6 separate regions of the Homo sapiens genome follow, and regions 1, 2, 3, 5 and 6 are each linked to region 4. The links are chromatin loops, found by intact Hi-C in ENCODE. Cell type or tissue: psoas muscle. All regions are shown on one strand. Region 1 overlaps DAB2IP (DAB2 interacting protein). Region 2 overlaps LOC107987016 (a long non-coding RNA gene). Region 3 overlaps DAB2IP (DAB2 interacting protein). Region 4 overlaps TTLL11 (tubulin tyrosine ligase like 11). Region 5 overlaps TTLL11 (tubulin tyrosine ligase like 11). Region 6 has its middle 11 kb from the start of DAB2IP.

Evidence for each region. A loop is a pair of places that touch in the nucleus more often than their neighbours do. Peaks named below come from ENCODE experiments on the same cell type or tissue, not always from the same donor. Only the 100,000 strongest peaks of a DNase experiment are listed, where the experiment ranks them.
Region 1: a loop joins it to region 4, with 4 times the contacts of the local background. A loop is called at or near these places in 100 of 110 quality-filtered maps.
Region 2: a loop joins it to region 4, with 15 times the contacts of the local background. A loop is called at or near these places in 103 of 110 quality-filtered maps.
Region 3: it touches region 4 in a loop (4-fold over the local background); 100 of 110 quality-filtered maps call a loop at or near these places.
Region 5: it touches region 4 in a loop (2.0-fold over the local background); 17 of 110 quality-filtered maps call a loop at or near these places.
Region 6: a loop joins it to region 4, with 3 times the contacts of the local background. A loop is called at or near these places in 45 of 110 quality-filtered maps.

What each region holds. Positions count from the first base shown.
Region 1 is chr9:121,698,764-121,702,763 of GRCh38, reverse strand. DAB2IP (DAB2 interacting protein) reads right to left here. Exons shown (of 16, transcript NM_001395010.1): 3 at 3,306-3,439. Among named protein-coding and RNA genes, the nearest start is that of DAB2IP, 49 kb to the right of the region's middle. RefSeq lists a silencer at 3,218-3,297. In psoas muscle, a CTCF peak has its summit at 2,461 (motif pointing left); DNase peaks (open chromatin) are centred at 1,431, 1,823, 2,393 and 3,383; H3K4me3 peaks cover 2,736 bases; H3K27ac peaks cover 3,005 bases.
Region 2 is chr9:121,544,246-121,548,245 of GRCh38, reverse strand. The region is part of intron 1 of LOC107987016 (a long non-coding RNA gene); the gene reads left to right. Among named protein-coding and RNA genes, the nearest start is that of GGTA1, 46 kb to the right of the region's middle. RefSeq lists a silencer at 2,027-2,076. In psoas muscle, a CTCF peak has its summit at 2,106 (motif pointing left); DNase peaks (open chromatin) are centred at 2,075 and 2,525; H3K4me3 peaks cover 857 bases.
Region 3 is chr9:121,684,604-121,688,603 of GRCh38, reverse strand. The region is part of intron 2 of DAB2IP (DAB2 interacting protein); the gene reads right to left. Among named protein-coding and RNA genes, the nearest start is that of DAB2IP, 35 kb to the right of the region's middle. RefSeq lists enhancers at 1,288-1,437, 3,805-4,000. In psoas muscle, a CTCF peak has its summit at 1,565 (motif pointing left); a DNase peak (open chromatin) is centred at 1,543; H3K27ac peaks cover 574 bases.
Region 4 is chr9:121,991,152-121,995,151 of GRCh38, reverse strand. All of the region lies in intron 3 of TTLL11 (tubulin tyrosine ligase like 11), which reads left to right. Among named protein-coding and RNA genes, the nearest start is that of TTLL11, 100 kb to the left of the region's middle. In psoas muscle, a CTCF peak has its summit at 2,319 (motif pointing right); a DNase peak (open chromatin) is centred at 2,391; H3K27ac peaks cover 677 bases.
Region 5 is chr9:121,859,676-121,863,675 of GRCh38, reverse strand. It overlaps TTLL11 (tubulin tyrosine ligase like 11), which reads left to right. Exons shown (of 9, transcript NM_001139442.2): 8 at 3,233-3,339. Among named protein-coding and RNA genes, the nearest start is that of DAB2IP, 210 kb to the right of the region's middle. In psoas muscle, a CTCF peak has its summit at 2,016 (motif pointing right); DNase peaks (open chromatin) are centred at 2,005 and 2,731.
Region 6 is chr9:121,638,308-121,642,307 of GRCh38, reverse strand. It overlaps a transcript of DAB2IP not described here. Among named protein-coding and RNA genes, the nearest start is that of DAB2IP, 11 kb to the left of the region's middle. In psoas muscle, a CTCF peak has its summit at 2,099 (motif pointing left); a DNase peak (open chromatin) is centred at 2,087; H3K27ac peaks cover 1,453 bases.

The sequences.
Region 1 (4,000 bases), 290 kb after region 4:
CAGTAACATTAATAAATAAATGAATGACTTGGAAATTATCCTCTGGGCTGACAGAACCACATCCTCTATATCACTTTTACCAACATTAAAACAGCCCTGTAAATGAAGCAGCAGCATTTCCAGTGTGCAAAATGAAAATGCTTTTGCCGGCACACCTTTCACCTGGAAAGCGCTCCAAGCAGCATGTGTTTGTTACCCAGGAGAAATGATCACCTGTCCTTGGTGCTTACTGCCAAAGCTTCTGAAGAAGAAATGAGTGTCTGAGGGACCCAGAGACTGTGGAGACCAGCTGGCAACCTCCCCTGAGGCCGTTTCAGAAGAATAAGTCCGAAGGCTCAAGCCTGTCCTACAGCCCCCAGCCCCCAGAGCCCAGCTGTGCCAACCAAGCACTGCCTGGCCTGACCCCAGCCTCACAACCAGATAGCAACCCTCAATCCCAACCAGCCAGGTTCGGCATCCCCACCCCTGAAACCGACTCCTTTTCCAGGGAGCCAAAAAAATCCCAGCACAGAACCAACTGGTTTCCAACCTCCAGATGAGAGAATTCCAGCGCAAAAAAACCACCTCCCCAACACAGCAGCTTGCGGAGCACGCAGACAGCATTCAACAAAGCCTCTTCAGCAGCCATATAAACCAGATAGATTCATCCAAAGTCAGAACTCAAGTGGCCGCCCCAGAGTGCCCTGTGCCGCTCATCTACACGGGAAGGCCATGGGGACCAGGACTCCCGCTCGACACCCTAGAAGCCCCCACCGTCCTTCCCACTCGTGTCCCACCCACTCACTGAGGCTAGCGTCTTGGCACTTACCCTCTCCCCAGCCAGAGGCATGGCAGCCAGTGGGGGTCCCATGGAGCCAGGACACAACCCTTCCTTGCTGCTAAACCAAGCCAAAGACAGCCCATCCTGCCCTCCCAGCCTTCAACATCACAACCACACCACATCAGAGCAGGGAGAGGCACTGCTCCACTCATCCAGGTTTGGCCATGAGCTGGGGGGCGGGCGGGGTCACCATAGTTGTTTTTACTCACTGAACTCCAAATAGGATGACTCCAGGGACAGCCCCAGAGAAATTTCTGCCCATCCATCCCAGCAGCAGCCGACGAATCTGTTCCTAAGCAAAGCAGCAAATCAGGAGACCCCAGTCCTGGGAAAGCCTATTTCAGCTCCAAGGCTGGGTAGAGAGATTTCAAACCCAGTCTTTCTGCCTGTCCATGGGAAATCTAGGCTCCCTTCCTGTGCCAGAGAGGCCACCAAGCCATATTTTGTTTATAGAAAATTAATAAGACAATTCCACACCGCTGCCAGTGACATTCTGCTCCAACCGCTACCGTTTCCTACTGTTTCCAGAAACAGGCTTGTAGTTTCACTCCCAACCCCCACTCTGCGCCCCTTCAGCATGTGGCAAGGCTGACCTGAGGCCAAGTGGGGCAGGACCCGCACGAGGTCGTCTTGGCCATGCCCCGACCTCTGGCTAGGGTGGCCAGCCAGCACTTGCCGGCTTCTAGGTACAGGCTTCCCGCTGTAAGGAGGTAAACATGACATGCATGCCGCCTGCTCCCGGGAGAGCAGACACACTCAGAAGCCGGACTGCCTGTTGTCTCTCCTGCTCCCCGGACAACCACCACATGCACACAAAACGGGGTACGTACACAAGCCCCCGCATGCGGGTGCAGAGGGTCCTGACCCCCGCCAAGGAAAGCGCGGAGAAGGGCATGTTCCTGGGGAAGACAGCCGAAGGCAGGGGCCCGGTGGAGGGAGGAAGGCAGCAAACCGGGTGGCCTGCCGCCCAGACAATAACAAAGATGGGAAGCGAGATTTTCAAAGACGCAGTGACTGCACCCAGCGCTGAGCTCTGGCCTGGCTGCATCTTCCTGCCAGGGCACGCCTGGTCCCCTGGGGCACCAGGGCCATCAGAGAAAGGCTGAGGGTCCCGCCTCAGGCTGGGCTTGGCAGCTGGGGCAGGAAACCAGCTGCAGGCAGTGGTGAGGATGCACTGGAGAGCGCGGCTCTGGGACGATGGAAATTAAACGTCTAGCCATTCTACTGGGAGGTGGAAGTGTTACTCTCCAGGAAGATGCTAGGGGTCAGTTAAACAGTCACTCAACCTTGGGCAGGAGTTGGGCTGTAACTTGTACTCCTCTGCCCGCTAGAACCAAGGGGGAGGGGAGAGACATTTTCATGCTACCTACGCCTCCCCTACAGGGAGTGCCAACACGGACACAGCCCTACGAAGGCAGATGCCAGTGGTCTGAGACGTTCGGGCTGAATGCTGAAAAGGCTCCTCGGTGCCTGCCCGTACTTTCACCTCCACAGGCTGGGCAGGGACATGTTCTAACTGGCACTGGAATCCATCACCATGCCTGTGCCTAAGTGGAAAGGTGCCTGTGGCTGGCACCACTCGAGGAGGACCTGGGCCCTGAGAGGCTGTGTCCGCCCAGTGCCCCCTGGAGGACAGGATGGCTTGCCCTTGCGAGCTGAAGCCTGCTCCCTGGCCAGCGTCTCCCGGCAGGTTGAACCACCTCCTCCTCCCTCTCCCCTTCTGCCCCACCAGCCACCTCCCCGCGGAATTTCCACACCTGCTCCCGGCTGGCCCAGGAGAAGGAAACAGAAAGCAGGAGACACCCCTGAGAGTGGAGAGGTGAGGGAAGGAGAGAAGCAGCTGCCTAGGCTGGAGAGGAGATGGCCCTGGCTCCCCAGCCTCAGGCTGTGCCCCCAGCTCAGGGCCTGGGCACTGCCCGCTCTGCTAGCGCCAGCCCCCAGTGGAGCACGCGCCCTACTTAGAGCAGATGTGCCCCCTAAGTGGCCCAGCCCCCTGCTCCTCCCCTCCAGATGTTCACCCTTCCCCTCACCACGGGCAGCGCCCGGTCTCGGCCAAACCCGGCCGAAAATGCCTTTTGTATCTGATACCCAGGGGCTCCCAAGGCAGGGGGATGGGTCCTGGCGGCAGAGGCCCCACTTCCGTCCCCGGTTCGGGCACCGCACGGCCCGGGAAACAATGCCCACCTCGGACAGGCGAGGCAGGACTTCCCTGCGAGGGGACTTCGCGCCCGGCCTCGCCCGGGCCGCCGCGGGCACCCTCTGCTCTCCTCTCTTCTACTCACCTAACCCCGGAGGGAGGCACAGGGTCCTCCCCTCGGGCCCCCTAGTCCGGCCGAGGTGGCCCCATAAGTTCCCGGCGGGCGGCGTGGGGTCCCCCCACCGCCGTGTGGCTCGCCCCGGGCCGGGCTCGCGCTTTGTCCCCGCGTCCTCAGGGGCGCAGCCCGGGGCGGCGGCGCGGGGGACCGGGCGGCGGCGGCGGGCTCACCTCTCATTGTCCGCGGCGGCGGCGGCGGCGCTCCGGAACCCCGGCAGGATGTGGCGGAAGCTGTGGTTGCGGTCCAGCTTGGGCTGGCTCTTGGTGCGCTTGATGGAGCCCTTGAGGCGGCGGCTGAGGAAGCCCTGCGCACGGGGGGACAAGAGGGGGAAGGGGAGGCGGGGTTAGCGCGGCGGCGGCGGGCCGGGACCCGCGCGGGACCCGCACCCTTGCTGGGCGGCCGCGCGGCCGAGGGCGGGCCGGGCTCGGGCTCGGCCCCAGCAGCTCGCGGCCCGCGCCGCCCGCCCGCCGACCGAGCGCCGACGGCCCGGCCCGCGCAGCGCGGCCCAGCCCACCCCGCCCGCCACGTCGCCCCCGCCCCCTAAGCCGCTGTTGCCTTGGCGACGCCGAGCCGAGCCGCGCCGACCGCGGCCGAGGCTGCCCGAGCCCCCCGGGCGCCGGGGCGAGGGGGAGTACCGGGACGAGGGGGCGGGGCTGCGGAGGGGCGGAGACCCCCGGGGACCGCCAGGGCCGGCCGCCCCGCTCACCTCCCTGCCGCCTCCGAGCTTGTCCTCCCCGTGCGAGGTCACACCCCCCACACCCACCTGGAGGAATCCACGCCCCCCCACCCCGTCGGGGATTGACAAAGCGCCTTCCTCCGCTGCGAGGTCGCTGCTCTCCAGCCCTCGGTGGTACCGATGAGAGCG
Region 2 (4,000 bases), 450 kb after region 4:
ACTTGGGAGGCTGAGGCAGAATTGCTTGAATCTGGGAGGCGGAGGTTGCAGTGAGCCTAGATCACGCCACTGCACTCCAGCTTGGGTGACAGAGCAAGACCCTATCTCAAACAAAAACAAAAACAAAAACAAAGGCGCAAATCAGATCTGCCTCTCAAAGTTGCTGGAGGGACAGCATGGGGCCAGGGGTAGGGAAAAGCAGGTAGCGACAGGGGCAGAGAGGGGTGGGGATGAGAGTGGGCCCGTATGTGACAGGACACTCCCTGGGGTCAGTTCTTCAGAGCTGGGGGCCCGGAGTTGAGGATGGGAGTGGAGAAGGGAGATGGGGCAGGGGTAGACTCTGGAGTTTGGCAGCCAGGGGAGCCTCAGCGGTGGAGCTGAAAGAGCCCTGGAAGCGGTCCTTGGAGAGTATTTGGGGAGGAAAGCAGGGGATTGCTAAGGAAACCGTCCTACAACAACCCACTCCAGTCGGAGCTCACTGAAGTTCCCGAATAAGAACTCTCTTCTCTTTCAGGGTGCAGCTTCCTACCCACATCTGCACCTCTGAGGGGGTGTATGTATGTGCTGGTGTGTTTGCGTGTTTGCTTTATGTGAGGGGTTTATGTGTTCTTGTGTGTCTGTGTGCAGCCCCTCTCACTGCATAACCACTTTACCCCCATGGCCTGGCTTTCTCTGCTCAGGGCCTCGTATATGCCCGTTCCTCTGCTGGAAAACCCTTTCCCTCCCCTCCCCTTTGCCTGGTGCTCTTCTGCCCATTCATCAAGAGGAGGTGGAGCCCACACCTGTAATCCCAACACTTTAGGAGGCCAAGGCAGGAGGATCCCTTGAGCTCAGGAGTTTGAGACCAGCCTGGGCAACATTGTGAGACTCTGTCTTTACAAAAAAAAAAAAAAAATTTAAATTAGCCGGGTGGTGGCACTCACCTGTAATCTCTGCTACTCAGGAGGCTGAGCTTGAGCCTGGGAGGTTGAGGATACAGCGAGCAGTGATTGCTGGGTGACAGAGCAAGATCTTTTCTCAAAAATAAAAAACAAAGGAGGGGGAGGGGGAGGGGTCTTCTCCCCCAAAAGCCTTCCCTGACCTCCTCACATGTCTAGTGAGGGGCTCCTCTGGTATTCTCGCACCTCTGCCCTGGGCTTCTTTCTCCCCCAGCACTGATCACATTGGGTGCTAATCTCTGGTTCTTGTGTCCATGAGTTCCTCAAGGGCAGGACAGGATCTTGTCTATTTCTATATCCCTGGCACCAGGCAGGGACCTGTCACAGAGAGAGGCTCAGAGGATGCTTGTTGAATGAATGAATGAGGGAATAAGTTAATGACCACATGAACAGCCACTTCTTCAGAAGGGTTTGGGACACAGGCAGGTCTTCCTCGTTCAACCCAAAAAAACAAATTGTCATCGGAGCTGGCGGGTCCTTTAGAGATGAATCCAGAGGCCAGGTGCGGTGGCTCAAGCTTGTAATAGCACTTTGGGAGGCCGAGGCGGGTGGATCACCTGATGTCAGGAATTCGAGACCAGCCTGGCCAACATACTGAAACCCCGTCTCTACTAAAAATACAAAAATTAGCCAGTCATGGTGGCAGGCGCCTGTAATCCCAGCTACTCGGGAGGCTGAAGGAGGAGAATCACTTGAACCCAGGAGGCAGAGGTTGCAGTGAGCCGAGATCGCGCCACTGCACTGCAGCCTGGGCGACAGAGTGAAACTCCGTCTCAAAAAACAAAACAACAACAAAAAAAAGAGAGATGAATCCAGGATCCAGCAGCATGGACCTTACCTGGGAGCTCATTAGAAATGCGGCTTCCCAGGCCCCACCCCAGATCCACTGCATCAGAATCTGCCTTTAAAAAGATTCCCAGGTGACTCACATGCTCTTAAAAGGTGAGCAGCTCTGCTCCCAAGGGCTCCACCTCCCATTTTATAGACAAGGGAACTGAGGCCTGCGGAGGGCCGGGGCCTGGCGAGGCCTGGGCAGGAGCAGGACGTCAAACTGGGCGGCCTCCCAGCGGCTCCGGTCCCCGCCCCGCGGGTCCTCCTGCTTCCCGCCCCGCCTGGCCTGTCCAGACCTTCCCAGCGGCCTCCTGAGGTCTTTGCAAGGAGCTCGCACTCCCCCTGGCGGGCATAGGGAGGGACGGCCTGGGCTGAGCTGGCCGAGGACGGGGAAGAGATGTGGCCTTAGGGACCGGGCGGGGGTGGAGAGGGCCAGCAGGGAGCCAGGGTGTGAGAGGTGGCCAGGTTAGCGCCCCTGCTTTGGAGAGGCTGCCTGAGCTCATCTTGGCTACTCACCACGCGCCACCTGTGGAGTCCGGAGCCTCTGCTCGCCTCCTGCCAGGGGAAAGAATAAGAATGGAGCCCACCTCACTCGCTCCTCGTGAGGATCCCATGAGGATGCGCCGACGTGAGGGGCCAGCGGGGTGGAAAGCCTCCCGCCTGCAGAACACCCGGAGCGCCTCCGCCTCCATCCCAGGTGTGGGCGAAGCCGGCCTGGGCCCAGCCCAGCGCTGCGCCTCAGCCCCTCGCCTCCCACCCATGGAAGAGGGGGTTTCCAGAGCCCCCAGCGGCCCTCCCCTCGCACTGGGGGTCGCAGGCCCACGGAGAAGGCTGTAGAAACGCCCACTCCTCGGCGGTGGTTGGGGGGACGGTGCCCAGTCCCTGAGGCCCTGGGATCCCAGAGCCTGGATTCCGGAATGGGATGACTCTGGGGGGCAGGAAGTGTCGGAAAAAGCACGTGCTCTGGAGTCAGACAGACCAGGTTCAAGTCTGGCTCAGCCACAGACAGGCCAGTGATCTCGTGGCTCCTGCCTCAGTTTCCTCGCTTGTGAGGGACCTTCCAGGACTGTTGTGACACTTATGTGAGGGCTGTTGAGCACCCTGCACATAGTAGGCCCTATGGTCATGGTCACTGTTGTAACTCACAGCGTACAGTAGGGACCAGAGGATGGGGTCAGTCGGGTGGTCAGCGGAAGATGCCCCCTCACACCAGGGCACTGTCACGCCCAAGTACAGGGGCGGGGTCTCTGAGTCCTTTCTGGGCAAAGTTGTGATATCAGGGCAAAGGAGGGTGGGGGAAGGGACCGGTAAACGAATTGGAGCATGTTTTTTTTTTTTTTTTTTTGAGACGGAGTCTTGCTCTGTTGCTCAGGCTGGAGTGCAGTGTGCCATTTCGATTCACTGCAACCTCCGCCTCAGTTCAAGCAATTTTCCTGCCTCAGCCTCCCAAGTAGCTGGGATTACAGGCACCTGCCAACATGCTCGGCTAATTTTTGTATTTTTAGTAGAGACAAGGTTTTGTCATGTTGGCCAGGCTGGTCTCAAACTCCTGGCCTCAAGTGATCCGCTGGCCTCAGCTTCCCAGTGCTGGGATTATAGGCGTGAGCCACCACACCTGGCCTTTTTTTTTTTTTTTTAACAGGCTCTTGCTCTGTCCCCCACACTGGAGTGTAGCAGCTCACTGCAGCCTCAAACTCCTGGGATCATATCATCCTCCCACCTCAGCCTCCCCAGTAGTAGGGACTACAGGTATGCACCACCATTCTCAGATAATTTTTACAAAAATTTTTGTAGAGACAGGGTGTCCCCATGTTGCCCAGGCTGGTCTCTAACTGGCCTCAAGTGATCCTCCTGCCTCAGCCTCCAAAGTAAATGGGATCACAGGCAGGTGCACCTGGCTGAGGAACACAGGCTTGAGCTGGGCAGATTGAAAGCCTGATGTCCCCCTGCTCTCACCACTGGGCTGCTTTCCAAAGTGCTAGCTTTGAGGTCAGTGGCCACCAACCTTCCCAGGTGGGGTCTTACCCTGAAGCCATTCTGCTTCTGCTTCACCCACAGGCCTTTCAAAGGGATGCCCCACCACGTGACCCTAGGCCCCCTACCAGGGGTCAGCCCCTGCCCCAAGGACACCCTTGCAGGTCTGTTAGTGACCTGAGTGGCTTGGCTAGGAAAAATGAGCTGAACCAAACCAATATCCTGCTGAGTTGTGGAACTGGGAAACCAAGAGAGTT
Region 3 (4,000 bases), 310 kb after region 4:
GGGTGTTCTGCAACCTGGACAGAGCCCTGGATGGCACTAGTGAGCTCTGGAGACAGAGAGAGATGGGGAGGAATTGTGGGTAGAAGGATCCGCCCACACAAAGGCGTGGAAGCTGGGACAGCCTGGGGGGCTTGAATGCCAGGCCGGGGAGCTGGATCCCCCACCCTGCTGGGAGCCATCTAAGGTGCTGGAGCAGGGGAGTAACAAGCTCAGCTCGTTTTAGACGTTCTTTAAGCAATTCCACAGGAGAAGTTACTCATCCCGATGCAGAGCCTTGTGTTAGAAACAGATGTCACTGCTGCCACCTCCACAGAGGGCCTCCTGGCTTTGGAAACAACAATTGCCGCTTGACAACTCAGATATAATTATGTCTGTAATCCCACCAAAATACCACTTGATCGTTTCATTTTTGTAGCATGAGGAGGTGGGAAAATGAAGGCGTCTGAGCCTTGCCCCTGACATGCAGGCTCCCCCACCTCCCAGGAAAGGGGAGGACCTGCAGGGCCACAGGGCAGGATGACAAGAGGAGAGCAGTTCTCTCCTATCCCAGGGGTGTCTGACCCCTAGGGCCAGGCCTGCTCAAAGTAGGGGCAGGACAAGATAAGGCAGAGAGATGGGGAGGCCTGGGTCCAAATCTCAGCTCTGTCCCTGCAAGCCGTGTGGCCCAGGACAATGCACCTCCCCTCTCTGGGCCTCAACATCCTCGTCCGTAAGATGAAGAGAAAAACAGCACTGACTAGCAAAGACTGGGCTGCATGCTATGGTCCAGGCGCTGTGAGAACTTCAAGATCCAGGCCCATGAGAGGAGCCACCCTCAGCTATCTCTTCACTCCCCATCTGCCTTGATTTTGTCACCTTCTATGAGTGAGATTTGTGTTATCTGAGCCTCGAGTTGTAAGGATTAAATGAGACAATACTTAGAAAGTGCTCAGCACAGGGCCTGACTCAGAGTACTATGCAGAACAGGATTCAAAATCCCCCATCGTACAGACAGCAGAGGTGGTAGAGCTGGGATTCGAACCCAGGCCAGTGGGACTTGGAGTGCAAGCTCTGACCACCACCCTGCCTCTCCCACAATGCCCGCCTTACCCCCTCTCAAAGCAGTGGTAGGTGGAACAGGTGCCTATAACCCATCAAAGGGTGGCAGTGACTGAGTGTCTGTTGGCCCCAGCCTGGTGACCACAGTGCAGCAGCCCTGCCTGACAGATCACATGCTGGTCCACCTCACCCTGTGCCCTTTCTCTTGGTGGACAGCTGTCCCAGCCCCAGACCTTGTTCCATCCAGTGTCCCTGACCAGGGTCCCCTTTCAGAACCCCTGGCTTTCTGGTCAACCTAGGCCCAGCTGGCACAGCCAGTCATGCCAGGCCCAGCCATTGACAGGTGCTCCCGGATCTGAGCTGCTCCCAGCCCCCAGCAGTATGTTCTACACCTTGTTTAGCCAGCTAACACCTTGTTGGGCCAGCTCCCTGTGGCCCCTGACACACAAACCCCTGGGACTTCAACACTCACTGGGAGGAGCCACCCAGAAGTCCACTTGCTACCCTCTGCTGCCCCCAACTGGCAGGAAACCACCCTGCGCAGACACCTCCATCTCCATCTGAACTCACCACCTAAGAACTTGGTCTCTGGTCCCCTAGGAACCCCTCCAGCCCCTCTCCACCTTCTACTGCCAGGGCTGAGCCCTAGAAGTTCAGTCAGGGGTGATGTTGCTTTGGGGCCGTGACGGAAGGGTATGGAAGTGGGAGGGGTCTGCCCAGTTACCTGGGGCTCTGGAGGAAATGTGGGGTGGAGGTGCACCCCTCACACAAGCAAAGGGAACAGGTGTGGGGAATGCTGCCTTGTGCCAGGCACTGAGCCCTCACAGCCACTCTGTGGGGAGGGGTTCCTGCCCATTTACAGACAGGGAAAGAGAGTGGGGCAACTTGCCTGAGCCATCCTACAGAAGGGAGCAGTGGCCAAGATTCTAATCCTGCTTCATCCCTGGGTTGGGGGGACTATCCCTGGGAGAGGCCAGCACTGTACCCCAAGACCCTGAGTGGGTGTGAAGAGAGGAAGAAAGGCCCCCACAGAGAGCATTCCACTCGCCAGTTACTGAACCTGGCAGGGACTGGGGTGGTGGCCTTTACACCTTAACGGGAACCAGTTCATCTGATTCCATGCTGCCCAACAGGCTTAAGTGCAGGGCTGGGGAAATGGAATTTACAGGGATGGCCTTCTGATGTATTTGGAAGTCCCCAGGGCAGGAAGAGGAGGGGGTACAGAGGCTGGCTTGTTCCCTTCACTTCCATCCTCCTCACTCACACTGCCCAAGCCAGCTGCCACTTGCCAGGATGAGGCAGAAGATTCCAGGGATCCTTGAAGTGGGCTCTTCCCCCTACCCCTGCCCAAGGGCATTCTGAGCACAGATGTTGGGGGGGTTGGAACAGGCTCCTGAGAACCTGCTTGAGAAAAGCAATTTGCTTGTCCCCCCAACCCCATGCTGGATCCCCACCCAGTCTTGGTCTCTGCCCACTGAAGGAGCTCCAGACTCTCCTAGCCTGGTCAAGTATGCTGCACTCCATGTCTGCTCTGGCCTACTCTGGCCCACCTCACCTCCCTTGCTGAGGACCTCATACTCCTGTTAATATGGCCTTAGATCCCATCTGCTCTGTTCACTGCCGTGGATCTCTTGTCGCTTCCATTCCAGCCACTTCCTCACATTTCAGCCCCCAAACTGCGCTCAGTTCCTGCTGTCATTTGCTCATGCTGTTTCCCATGTCCTGGCCTTTGCCTGGAATGTCCTTTCCCCTTCACCTGCCTGGAAATTACTTCACCAAGCCCCGGCTGGCCCTTCTGTATTTCTGCAGGTAGCAACTACGTTTTCATCCTCTTTGTATCCTCAATGACTGGCATAGGCCCTGACACATAGTTGGTGATGATGGCAAATTTATCGAAAGAAAGAATAAAGAAAGGCAAAAGGAGAGAAGAAAGTAAGTTCGTTCACACCGCAGCAAGGCTCGCAGACGAGAGCTGGGCTCCTGCCCCTACCACCCACCAGCTGGAGACCTGCTGAGGCCAGGCCTCTCTCCTCCCTAAGCCTGGGATCCTCAACTGTAAAATGGAGCTGATGAAACCACCTTCCTGTGTATTAATGGGGTGGGGCGACAGCCTCCCAACCCTACCAATACTGCAGCAGTCCCACCTCTGTCCCAGGCCTCAGACTAGCCTGGTCTTGGATTCAGGAGGCTCCAAGACCCCCTGTCCCCAGACTCCTGCCCCGAAGAACATCCTTGCCCCACCCTGGCCACCCCGGACAACTCCTGAGTCCCACCTTCCAACACTCCCTCTGCAGAAAAGGGGGATGCCCCCCGCGGAAGGCAGACACAGACCAAAATGACGGTAATGTTCCTTTTGGGTTTGAATAGTTTAATACCAATCAGCCTCCGTGAAGGGCAGGGATGGAGGGAGTGAGGGTGGAGGGGGCGGAGGGGGCAGGGTTTGCTCTTCCACCACCCCGCCCATCCGCTGAATACACGCCGGATGCTGGGTCAGGAGACTGACTCACAGAGCAGAACTAAGCAAATTCCTCATACTTCAAGGAGAAAACTGGGGCGCCCATGGTGGGACCCCACCCAGGGGTCCAGCACTACCGCCCTGTTACAGCCAGGACCACGTGGCTGACATCCCTCCACTGGTTGATGGGCCACAAACATAAATATGTCCCAAGTGAACGACCATCTGAGATGGACCCACAGCAGCCTGGGCCAGTGGAGGGAGCCCCAGCAAGTATCCTGGGCAAGCTGCTCCTCTCCAGGCCTCAGTTTCCCCATATACCCTGGGACAGATCTGGCTTGTCTGATCTGTGAGCCTGGCTGGCTTTTCTGTTCCCCACCCCAACAGCCACCCGGAGCCTCCGTAGCTTGGAAGGGGCACAAATGGGGGGCAGCGGGGCCGGCTCTGCAGGGAGCAGAGAATGCCCCCTCCTGGACCTGAAGTCATGCATTCCTCCTTCAGGCAGCC
Region 4 (4,000 bases):
CATCCTTGGGGGCCTGACGACCCCAGATCTCTCTCCCAAGCTCCAGACACATTTCCCAGGGACCACAAACCTCTCTAGGTGCGTGCCCTCCAGGGTCCTCTGTGCAGCTCATCATCTTCCCACTGCCTCCCCTCTGCCTTTCCTCATTCCCTTATATTCCCTGTGACTACCTAGACATAGGGGGATTATCCTTTATGTTCCTGTCTCTCTCTCCCAGTCATCCAGTTTTGTTGATTTTAGCTCCAAAATATTTCCCAAACCTCTGTCCTTCCCTCTGACTCCACTGCAGCCTCAGTTTGGACTTTTCCTGTCTGCCCCAGACCATCCAACCACTTGGGTAAATTTTCTATGTGACAGCCTGAGGCATCATCCCATAATACACATCTAATTAAGTTGCTTTCTTCTCAAAACCTTTCAGGGAGTCCCCATCATTTTAGGACATTGCTCAAACTCTAAACCAACATTCAAGGGCCTTCCCTATGAGACTCTTACTTCCTAGCTAGGCCTGATCTTCCTCCATCCCCTTCTCATACATCTCTCATTCATTCTGGCATGGGCTCTGGAATCTGCCTGCCTGGGTTCAAATCCTGCCTTTGTGACCTATTGGCTGTGTAATCTTTGACAAATTACTTGACATCTCTGGGCCTCCCTCTCCCTATCTGTAAAATAGGATTGTTGTGAGGATTAAGTGAGATAATACCTCCAAAGTGCTTAGAACAGTGCCTGACCCATAATAAGTGCTCAGTAAGCGTGTGCTAATGTTATTATTATTATTCGTGGTGGTGGTATTATCTGGCCCCTGCCAATCTCACTAGTGGGATTTCCATGTGCATACCCCCTCCACCTCTTATGTTCTCCAGCCGTCGGAACTATCTACAGTTTCCCAGAAGTGTCCTGCCCGCTCCTGCCTTCATAACCCCCCACCGAAGCAGCACATCATCTGCCCAGGTCCTTCCTTTCTGCCCCACTGCTCTGTCTCCCACTCTGCCCCAACAGGCCATTCTTGCCCTTTCCATCTGGCCCTAGGTGACCTCACTGCAGACTGCCTTCCATCTTAAGTGGACTCAGAAATTGCCCTGAACATTGAGGTAGGAATTTGCCCTGGGTACCAGGCTCATATCCCTGAGGCTGGCAGGGGCTGGCCCTGCCTCCTGTCTGGCATGCACCGTGTGACACTGATTTTGTCTACCAGAGGCTTGTTTTTGCCTGAGATCTGTAGCGTGTACCTGTGACATCAAAGGTCTGAGTTGCTAAGATTGGATGCAAATCCACCTGAGTGACAAAGGACTGCCCTAACTGGTTTTGACTTCCCCAGTATTGCAGACACAGTATTTCTTCAGAAATTGGCCTCTTACCTGCCCCTCATTGCTAATAATGTTTTGTGGCTTGATATTCTAGTTGCTGAATTTCTCCCTCCAAACATTTTAGCTTGCTTCCTCCAAATGCCCTGCTGATTTCCTCAAATGCATCATAAATCTCAGACCCAAATCTCCTCCTCTTATAGATCATCCCAATGTGCTGATCCCAACAGCACAGCAGGAACTCTCCGACGTGATGAATGCCACTTGTGTGTTTGTAACGCAGCCTTCGACTGTGGTGATATCAAGATAAATCATGGTTCAGCATTTGCTCGCTGGCGGAAGCCAGGGACCTTAGTCTGACCCCTTTATTTTATAGGTGACTACAACAAAGCCCAGAAAGTTAGGTGACTTTCTCGAGGTCACACAGTCAGAAACAATTGGGACTAAAATCCAGATTTTCTGTTTTTCACTATAGTACTATCTCTAACTTACCAAAAGCTATGACTTAAAAAAATTAAAAATTAATCTTAAAATTTTGGTAAAATATACATGACAAGATTTACCAGATTAACCATTTTTAAATGTACATTGTATGTATGTTAAGTGTACAGTGGCATTAAGTACATTCACATTTTTGTACAACTATCATCCATGTCCAGAACTTATTTTATCTTGCAAAACTGAAACTCTGTACCCAATAATCATTAATTCTCCATTCCCTCCCACCCCAGCCCTGGAAAACACCATTGTAATTTCTGTCTCTATGAATTTGACTGCTCTAGGTACCTCATATAAGTGCATTCTTACTTACAGTATTTGTCTTTTTGGGTCTAGTTTATTTCACTTAGCATAGTATCCTCAGGATGCATCCATTTTGTGCCATGTGTGAGAATTTCTTTCCTTCTTAAGGCTGAATAATATTTCATTTGTAGTGGTGTTTCTTTAAGACCATTTTAATGTCTTAGTAGAGTATCTTACTGCTCAGTAGTGTTGGAATTTTGAACGGGGTGACTTTCCCAGTAGCGGTTTCTAAATGTCCACTAGGGGGCAGTAAAAGCCACATAAAGTTTTCAGTAGGCCCGCGGAGTGCCAGGCAATTAGGCCACCACCTCCTCTGTGTATCTCTTTCAGCCATCCGTGTATACCGTTACAAGGTAATGGATTTCAGGTCCAACAGCAGGTTTGGATAAAACTAGAGATACCATCAGTTGTAGCATAAGCGCGAGTCTTCCTCACACTCCAGCTAACACCAGTGCAGAATACTTCATTCAATATGTTGGTTTCAGATGGTATTTTTATTTAATTCACTTAGTCTAGTGATTCTCAGACAGAGTGCTCATCAGAATCACCTGCGGTGATTTTTCCAGAATACACATGCCCAGGTCTCATCTCAGATCGATTAAATCAGAATTGCTGAGGCTGGGGCCCAGGAATATCGATGATATTTTCATTCTGGTCCATGACTTCTTTTTAAGAGCCAACGTGTTACTTTTTAACTTTAATAACTGCTGGGAAAGGGTCATTCTTGAATAAACCTCAGAGGAGAGTGAATATGAATTCTGAAAAATGTTTCTCTTTTTAGGGTAGTAGTGGCGGAAGGGTCTGGTGGCTATGGGAACCACGTTCTGAACAATTGTGAGGGTTTCCTGTAAATCACACCTGCGCTTTAACAAGCAAGGAACCCAGACAGAAGATTTGAAACTGGGGCAGTCTGGCCAACTCAGGATCTACAGATATAGTTCCTGGATGGCCATACTCAGGGCCAAAATCTTTAGGGTGAGGCCAGAGTACAGACCTCAGTGCTGTCTGATACATTAGGAGGATCTTTCCTACAGTAAGCGGAGGAACAAGAGATCTTCAGTTTTATCTTAGAGGCAAAAATGGCACCGCAAACTTGAGGTGGGGTCGGGAGACCTCAGTTCTCATCCTGACCATACTGCCAGCCAGTTGTGGGACCCAAGGGAAGTCACGTCACCTCTCTGAGCCTCCGTTTCCCCCTTGACTTTTGAGAGTACTGGGTGATGATGATCCCTGAGGATTCTTCTAGTTCTAAAAATTCAATGATTCTATGAGTATTAATAATCTTGATTTGTATGGCACTATTCTGGCAAAGAGCAGAAGTATTCAGGAATCCAATGAGTGACGGAGACTATTGACCAGGTAGTTTAATTTATTTAAGGCATATACATGGAATTCAAAGGAGAAAATATTGCTCTGGATAATATATTGAACTGTTAGTGTCTTCGGCATAGCAAAAGCTTTCCAGAGGGAAAAATTTCCCATCAGTGCAAACTTGACATTTTTCACTTCCTGGTCCATAACTGCCATTTGTCCAGCACACTTATATTTACTGTAAAGGGCCAAGTGTACGAATGCTTTGGTTGAATATTAAATAACTACATAAACGTCAAGGTCACAGTTGCAAGAAAGCCTCAGTGGAAGGCCCTGGGAGGCTTGCATTGATCTCTTGTGAAGTTCCATTCTCGGATCCTGCTGACAAGGGGAAACAATTGATGTGGACCATTATTAAGGCTTTAAGTGTTTCTCCATTGTTAAAGATCTTTTACAAGCCCAGAATAAGTGATAGTGCCCAAGGAATTGGCAAAAGCTTTATTTAGAAATATAGGCTGGTCAAAGAGATAAGCGCAAGGCACAAGCCAGAGTGCAGATGTCCTGGCTTGGGCTTACACAGCAAAGGT
Region 5 (4,000 bases), 130 kb after region 4:
TTTAAGGCATTTGCATTTCCTGCCTACCGCAGCCAGCATGGATCCCTCCTCTGTCCCAGTAGCAGATGCTGCAATCAACTATATTTGCAGGCATCACTAGGGAGGAAGAGTTACCTTGGAAAGGGAATAAACGGAGAATTTCTTTGGTAAATTACGGCTCCTGCTAAAGGTTTGACACTTCTATTTTCTACCTGTCAGAAAAAAAATGACTATATACCAGTGGTCAGTTTGGTTTCCCTTTTAATACTCTATTAACCCACAGAGCAAGCTAGGCAGCGCTCCTGACTTGTGGAAGAGCAGGTAGCCCAGAGGACACTGATATGATAATTAAAGGACACTGTGGCTGTTCCTAATGAAGCTTTGTAAATTAGCAATGCAGGCTGTTCGAATACCCTGGGAGAGACTGGACCATCCTCCCCCACAGAACCCAGTAGATAGCCGTCTTGGTGACAAGTGACGTGAAAACCTCCGCGTCCATTGACATGTGGTTACTGGGGCTCAATAACCGTGTGCTGATGTGCTTTGAAGTCTGCCACCGCGACTCGTGATTGAAATACGGAGCAGGAGCCCAGGAGGAAGCAGGATGTGCATTGATGGCCTGGGAAATACAGGCGGGAAGAAAGAAAGGGAGGAGGGAGGAAGGGGGCAAGAAAGTGTGCTGGCATACAAGGAGCACCAGGCTCGTCTGGGCACCATGCGGGGCACATGCCCAGCCACTGTCATTAGGGGTGCGCTTGGGTTTGGAGAGGGGCCTCTGATGCCCAAACCCTGCTTGCCAATCAACCCCTCCCCTGTCCGGTCCCTAACAGAGCTATTCACACAAGGGATAATGGCAAATGGGAAATCAAAGAGCCACTTCACCATTAGCTGAGGCAGTGGATGTGGATTCGTTTGAAAAGTTGAAAGCGGCATTGAATGTAGTTCAGCCAACCTGACAGCTGGCCCAGAGGCCTAGCTTTCAGGATTCCCTGGACAAATCTAGCCTGCCTTGGGACAGGCCTCCCAGCACGATCCTGTCCAGGACAGGGGTGCACCTGGACAAGCCAAGGGCTGCTTCCAGTCTGAAGAGAGAGCCCAAGCCCTGTACACAGATATTCCAACTGGTGTACTCCATTTCTCCAGAACGGGCAGGGTCACTCACTGAAAGGTTGGGCTCCAGGCAGCCTCTGGGGTGAGATGGCTCTAGATCTAGAGGAAGAAAAGGGAAAAGGGGGAGAGAGTTGGGGAAGGGAACTCACAATTGCTGTGGGCCTACCAGGTGACAGGCACCATGCTGGGTTCTTGGCATGTACTCACAACCATGTGGGCAGGTATTATCATCTTCATTTTAGAGCCCAAGAAATAAAAGCACAGAAGGTTTAAGTAAATTCCCCACAGTCACACAGCTAGAAAAGATTCCAGTCAGGATTTAAATCCTAATCTGTCTGATGCCTAAATCATGCTCTTTTTGGCATACCAGACTGCCCTCCCCTCCACATTTCCAGACCAAAAAAAAAAAAAGCTGGGGAGGGGTAGGAGGATTCTAAACACCCCTGCTGTGGCATGGACAGGGAGCACCAATGCTGACATCAGACTGAAAACCTGGTTACTGTGGCCTCCCTGCACCTAAACAAGTGGAGCATCCAAAGCTCAGAGGCCCGTCCCCCACAATCCTCCTGTCAATTCCAGGTGACTCCCCTAAAGTCAGGAACAAGGAACCTCCCCAGCAATTCTGTGTCAGCCCACACAGAGCAGCAAGGACCCAGCCTGTGCTGTTCTGCTTTATAAATCTGGGGCTTAGTGTGGCTGATTCAGGGCTTATGTAGAATCTTCAGGTGACAGATTGAGATGGGTAAAGTACAGAAGCCTTGAGCCCTTGTCCATAGATTTGTCCTCAGGGACTCATCTGGTGAGCATTTCCAGTGGGAAATTGCTTCTGGACAGTAGTGATGGCTTCAGCCTGTACTGTTGACATGCTGTCATCCTTGGGTCATCTGAGCATGACACCGTCAGCTGCCTGGACACTCCAGGAGAGGGCAGTGCCGAGGGCCTAGCTTCCCCTCCTCCTTCTGGAGACTAAGAGATAGGAAGATGAGGACACGTTGCTGGTGGTATTTCTTGACATGTGGAGTTTGTTCTCTTTTAGAGCAAGCAGGGACCCACATTGCTGTGCAAGGTCAGGCTGACACACAATGACTATAATAAAGACCACCTGTTTTATAGATGAGGACACCGAGACTCAGAAAGGTGAAATGTTTTAACCAGGGCCATGCAGCTTCCAAGTGGCAGAGCCAGGCTACAACTCAAGACTTGCTCTCCTGGCCAGGCACAGTGGCTCACGCCTGTAATCCCAGCACTTGGGGAGGCCGAGGCGGGCGGATCACCTGAGATCAGGAGTTCAAGACCAGCCTGGCCAACATGGTGAAACTCCGTCTCTACTAAAAATATAAAAATTAGCTGGGTACCTGTAATCCCAGCTACTCAGGGGACAGACGTAGGGAGAACTGCTTGAACCCAGGAGGCAGAGGTTGCAGTGAGCCGAGATTACAATACTGCACTCCAGCCTGGATGACAGAGCAAGACTCTGTATCCAAAAAAAAAAAAAAAAACACTTGCCTTGCTTTTCTAAAGTTCTTGCTCTTTCCAGCCTGTTAGACCCATAACTAACCAAATGGCTGAACTTACAGGAACCTGAGGATCTAACCTCACTTACATCACTGCCTTCTCTACCATGGCTCCATGCCAGTCACCCTGCGGTAGTTCCAGCTGTGGTAAGGGAGGACATTCCAGACCCAGAACACAATCCAAACAAAAACAATGTCAGTCGGTTCAGGCTGCTAGAACAAAAATGCCACAGCCTCAGTGGCTTAAACAACAAACATTTACTTCTCATGGTTCTGGAGGCTGGGAAGACCAAGATCAAGGTGCTGGTAGATCTGATGTCTGGTGAGGACCCAATTCCTGGTTTGCAGACGGCTGCCTTCTTCTATGTTCACATGGTGGAGAGTAGAGAGGAGGCAGGCTCTCTAGTGTCTCTTCCTAGAAGAGCACTATTCCCATTCCCAAGGGCTCCACCCTCACGACCTAATCACCTGTCAGAGGCCCCACCTCCTAACACCATCACATTGGAGGGATAGGATTTCAACCTATGGATTTGGGGAGGACAAACATTCAGTCCCTAACAGGAGTGGAGGAGAGATAGACAGGACAGGTTTCAGGCTGGCAGTGACATGTCACTTCCCATTGTTGGCAGGAGCTGCAAACTCAGCAGCAGCAGCCTGTCCATGGCTGCCGTGGACATCCTCTACATTGACATCACACGGAGGTGGAACTCCATGACCCTGGACCAGCGGGACTCAGGTATTTGACAAATGCCTCTGCCATGGCCTGTGGGGGTCCTGACAGGCATGGGTGGTATATTTTCTGTTCCTTCTTGTCAAGGGTTCAGATGGGGGAAGAAGATGATGCCATCAGATCTAGACATAATCCCAGGGATTGAGCTGAATTTAAATGCTGGAGCACTGTCTGCTACCGAATTCTCATACCACCGTTAGCATTCCTTGCCTTTGCTTAAGGCTCAGATTCCATCCATACTGGGAACACTCAGTTATTCATTCATTTGTTCACCCCTCACACACATTTCCTGAGCAGATGCTGGGCCCAGCCTTGGGTGGGCTGGAGGGTATAGTGCTTGGTTCTCGTCCTGAAAGAATTCACTGTAGCATTGGGAGGCAGATGAGAAAATGATGCTAGGTAGTAGGATGCCTGGCTCGGAGGGAGAGAAGCTCAGAGAAGCTATCCGGGAACTCAGCGGAGGAGCTCCTCATCCAGGGAGGGCCAAGGAAGACTTCAGGAGAAGGGTGTACGGGATCAGCTGGTGAACAGGGCTGGGACAGACACTCTGGCAGGGCTATTGCCTGGCCGTGGCCTGGACACAGGTGAGGCTGTTGAGCTTAGACCATACCAAGTAGCCCAGATGGGCTGGAGCAAAAAGGGATGTGAGAAGGGGTAGAGATGGGGT
Region 6 (4,000 bases), 350 kb after region 4:
GATTGCACGACTGCACTCCAGCCTGGGCGACAGAGTGAGACTCAGTCTCAATAATAATAATTAGCCAGGCATGGTGGTGTGTGCCTGTAGTCCCAGCTACTTGGGAGGATGAGGTGAGAGGATTGCTTGAGCCAGGGAGGTTGAGGCTACAGTGAGCTATGATCGTGTCACTCTACTCCAGCCTGGGCAACAGAGGAAGACCCTGTCAAAAAAAAAGAAAGTGAGAAAGAAAGAAAGAAAGAAAGAAAGAAAGAAAGAAAGAAAGAAAGAAAGAAAGAGAGAGAGAGAGAGAGAGAGAGAGAGAGAGAGAGAAAGGAAAGAAAGAAAGAAAGAAAGAGAGAGAGAGAAAGAAAGAAAGGAAAGAAAGAGAGAAAGAAAGAAAGAAAGAAAGAAAGAAAGAAAGAAAGAAAGAAAGGGAAAGAAATGGACAGAAAGAAAGAAAGAAAAGAAAGAAAGAAAAAGAAAGAAAGAAAAGAAAGAAAGAGGAAGGAAGAAGGAAAGAAGGAAGGTAGGCAGGCAGGCAGGCAGGCAGGCAGGCAGGCTGGCTGTGGGACCAGGAACAAGTGACCTACCTCTTGAGGCCTGGTGTGACACATGGATGGCAGGCTGGAAAGTTTATTTTTGAGTGGCAGCTGAGGATGGTCAGCAGGCCAGGGTGCAAATCCTGACCGTGAAGGAACTGGCACAGAGATTGCACTCGGTGAATGAATGAATGGATGAATAAATGCCTTCACTTTGCTGTGTGCCTTTGAACAAGGCTCCTCTGGCTCACAGCCCCAGCCTCCCCTCCTACAAAATGGGGTTGGCCTGGGTGGGTGTTCAAGGCCATTGGGTATTGACACTCAGAGCCTCTGTGTCCAATCTGGAACATAAATGGGAGCCATAGCTGGTGTTAGAGGAGAGGCAAGCACTGCCAGAGCCACGGTTCTCACATTTACTGGCCTTTCCTGAGGATCCCACCTAGCCCATAGCTAGCATCCTAAGACCAGGTAGGTGGGAATTAAATGGAGCTTCTGCCATCCTCATTCCTCAAATCCCCTTGGGAGTGAGAACAATCCCAGCTCTGCCCCCATCCTGGGAAGAGCATTTTGTCTGGAAATTCTACCAGGAAAACAAGGAAGGGTTGGGCCCCTATAATTTCTGCACCTGCTCAAACAGGAAGTAGCAGAAAGTTTGGGGCCAAGAAAAACAAGTTCAAGGTCATCCTGGATATCAGCATCCCCCATAGCCAAGGAGTCACCCCATCCCAGGAGGAGCTCTCTTGGCAATTAATGATTAACAGACAGATGGGGTATAAAGAGGGGATGGCCCAGGACCCACCCTTTAGCCTGTCACCAAAGGCTTAAGAGGAAGAAAAATTCACCTAGTCTTGTCTAGCATACCTTTGGTGACAGGGAGCTCACTACCAAACCAGCCCCCCATTGCCCTGAGAAAGTATGAAAGTGAAGCTGCCTTCCCACAACTGGGAACTGCAGAAGGCCTCAAGAGATCTAGTGGTCAGCCCACTCTCAAGTCAGAGGTCCAGAGGCTCAGGACTGGCCCCACCCCACGCCGTAGGCCTGCCCACAGGTTCCCAGCAGCAGAGGAAGCTGTAGCAGGCAAAGTAAGGAAGGGCCAGTTGGAGAGTTGGGGCTGGAGTTTAGCCTGTAGCCCAGCCCCTAGTCCCTCCTGACTCTGATGCTGAACTTGGGGAGGGGCTGACCTCTGATTGATCCTCATTTAAAAGCCCAGAGGACATGGTGTGGGGGGAGGTGGGGAGGCCTGAAGTCACCCCAATCCCACTGACAGTCCTAGGGAGGCAGCTTGGGCAACAGATGCCCTCTCCTCTTCCCCTGCAGCCTCTGTCCCGGGAAGCTGTAAGGAAGTTTCACAATGTTCTGGGCCTGCTTTCTCTGATGTCGCATTTCTTGTGTCCTCCTGGTGCTCTCTCTCTCATTGTCGCCCCCCTGACACAGGCTCCCATGCACACACAGGCCCGTCTTCCCACCCAGGCCCACACCTACCTCTCCGGAACAGTGAGCTCTTTCTAGATCCGCACTACCCAGCCCAGGCCCACACAGCAGCGGGGAGCCCTCAGCAGGTGCTGATCTGCGCTGCCCCCTGCTGGGCTATGGAGCCCTAGGATAAAGTACCCCTTGCCCCAGGCATCACCCAGGACTCCCAGGGCTCCTGGGGCGATGCACAGGAAGGACCCCTGAGTGGCATGGCATAGGATTCCAGTCTCCTAAGCAACTTGGGCCAGCCGACCCCATGCCCTCTGGGCCCCTGTTCCCCTGATGCAAGGAAGGGGATGCCCAGAACTTCAGATCTTGGACTTCGAGACATTCCAGTCCCCTGGGATGTGGGTTAAAGTGCAGACACTTGGGCCCACCGGGCAGAGTCTAAGTTAGCCAGTCTGGGGAACAGCCCAGGAGTCTGCATTTTTCATCAGCGGGCAGTGGTCCCACAGGTGATTCCAAAGCAGGTCATCCGTGGGCCGCACTGAGCCTCACTCGCCCACCTGTTGCTCTCTCTCAGGCTTTGAGACCACAGCCCCCAATAAAGACCTGAATCTGCTTTGTCCAAACTGCAGCCTGTTCCTTTTTTTCAGCACCCCATGTGCTGCAGGCAGGGAGGGGTTATAAACCTCATGGTACAGATGGGCAAACTGAGGCCCAAAATGGAGAACACCCAGTTTGAACAGTGCCTGACCCACAGTGAGGCCCCCAGCTTCCACCTCCCTCCGCAGGCTCCCCATGTGGTCTGGATTCTGGGGCCCAGCAGGTCATCTAGGGCCAGGCAGCAGCCGTGACTGGCATTCTTTGTTCTGGTCCCTATGCCCTCTGACCTCAGCAGGTCCTGGGCTGATTAAAATATCCCCTTACAGCTCTGATAGGCATGGTATCCCCTTACAGGGCAGAGAGGGACACGGTCCCATCTGAGGCAATACAGCCAGCTTGCCGCTGTGCTCTGACCACCCTCGGGAGCTGCACACTGCTAGCACAGGGAGATTAGAGGACTTTGGCCTAGAGGGTTTGCAGAGACCTGCTAGAAGAAAGCAAAGCTCAGAGAGGGCAGAGTTGCCCAAGGCCACTCAGTGCATACTTAATCCCAATTCAGTGCTTCCCCTTTGTCAGGCAGTGTCAATTCAGCAAGTCCTTCTAATGACCAAAAGCAGTGAATCCTGTTACTCTCCCATTTTACAGGCACAAGAGTTGATTAGTGGCAGAGACAGGATTCAATCCCACACAGCCTTGACTCTAGTCCTAGCCTAGGATAGTGGTCAGTGGATATGGCCCCAGCCCTACTCCTATCTTCCCTCTTACCACACCCTACTCCTATCCCTTCCCCAACCACCCTGGCCCCCAGCCCTTCACTGCTTCTTTCCTTTGTGTCTTTGCTCCCATGATTCCCACCTCCTAGGATACAGGACATGGGGCTGGCTTTGTAGACTTGGAGCCTGCTCTGTGAAATGGGCTCTTCAGAGCTCCAAATTCCAGCTTGAGGCTGTCCACCTCATCACCTTCATTGACATCTCCCAGAACCAGGGCATCGCCATCTCTACCTTTGGGGACCTCCATCCCCCCGAACTGTCCCCCCAAATCCTCCGCTGCCTCCTCAGTGTGGTTCTCCATAAAACAGCCAGAGTGAAATCTGAAACACAGCCCCTGCCCTAGCTGCCCTGGCCCTGCTGGCCTTTGGCCACTCTTTCTGGCTCACCTTCCCTGCCACAGCTCTCTTGAGCCACCTGGCTGACTCGCATTCACTCTTCCTTTCCAGAAAAACCACCACTCCCCTCTCTCAATTCACCGCCTCCTCCACAGCCCTCCTGCAACACTCTCTCTGAGCTCCCTGCGCCTTTCCTCCAGGGAGCCCACTGCTTTGTGCAGTGCCATACAGGCGTCTCTCGGTATCCCAGGGGTATTGGATCCAGGATACCAAAATCCAATCAGATACCAAAATCCAAGCACGCTCAAGTCCCTGACATTAAAATATAGCATATGCATACCCTCCTGTATAC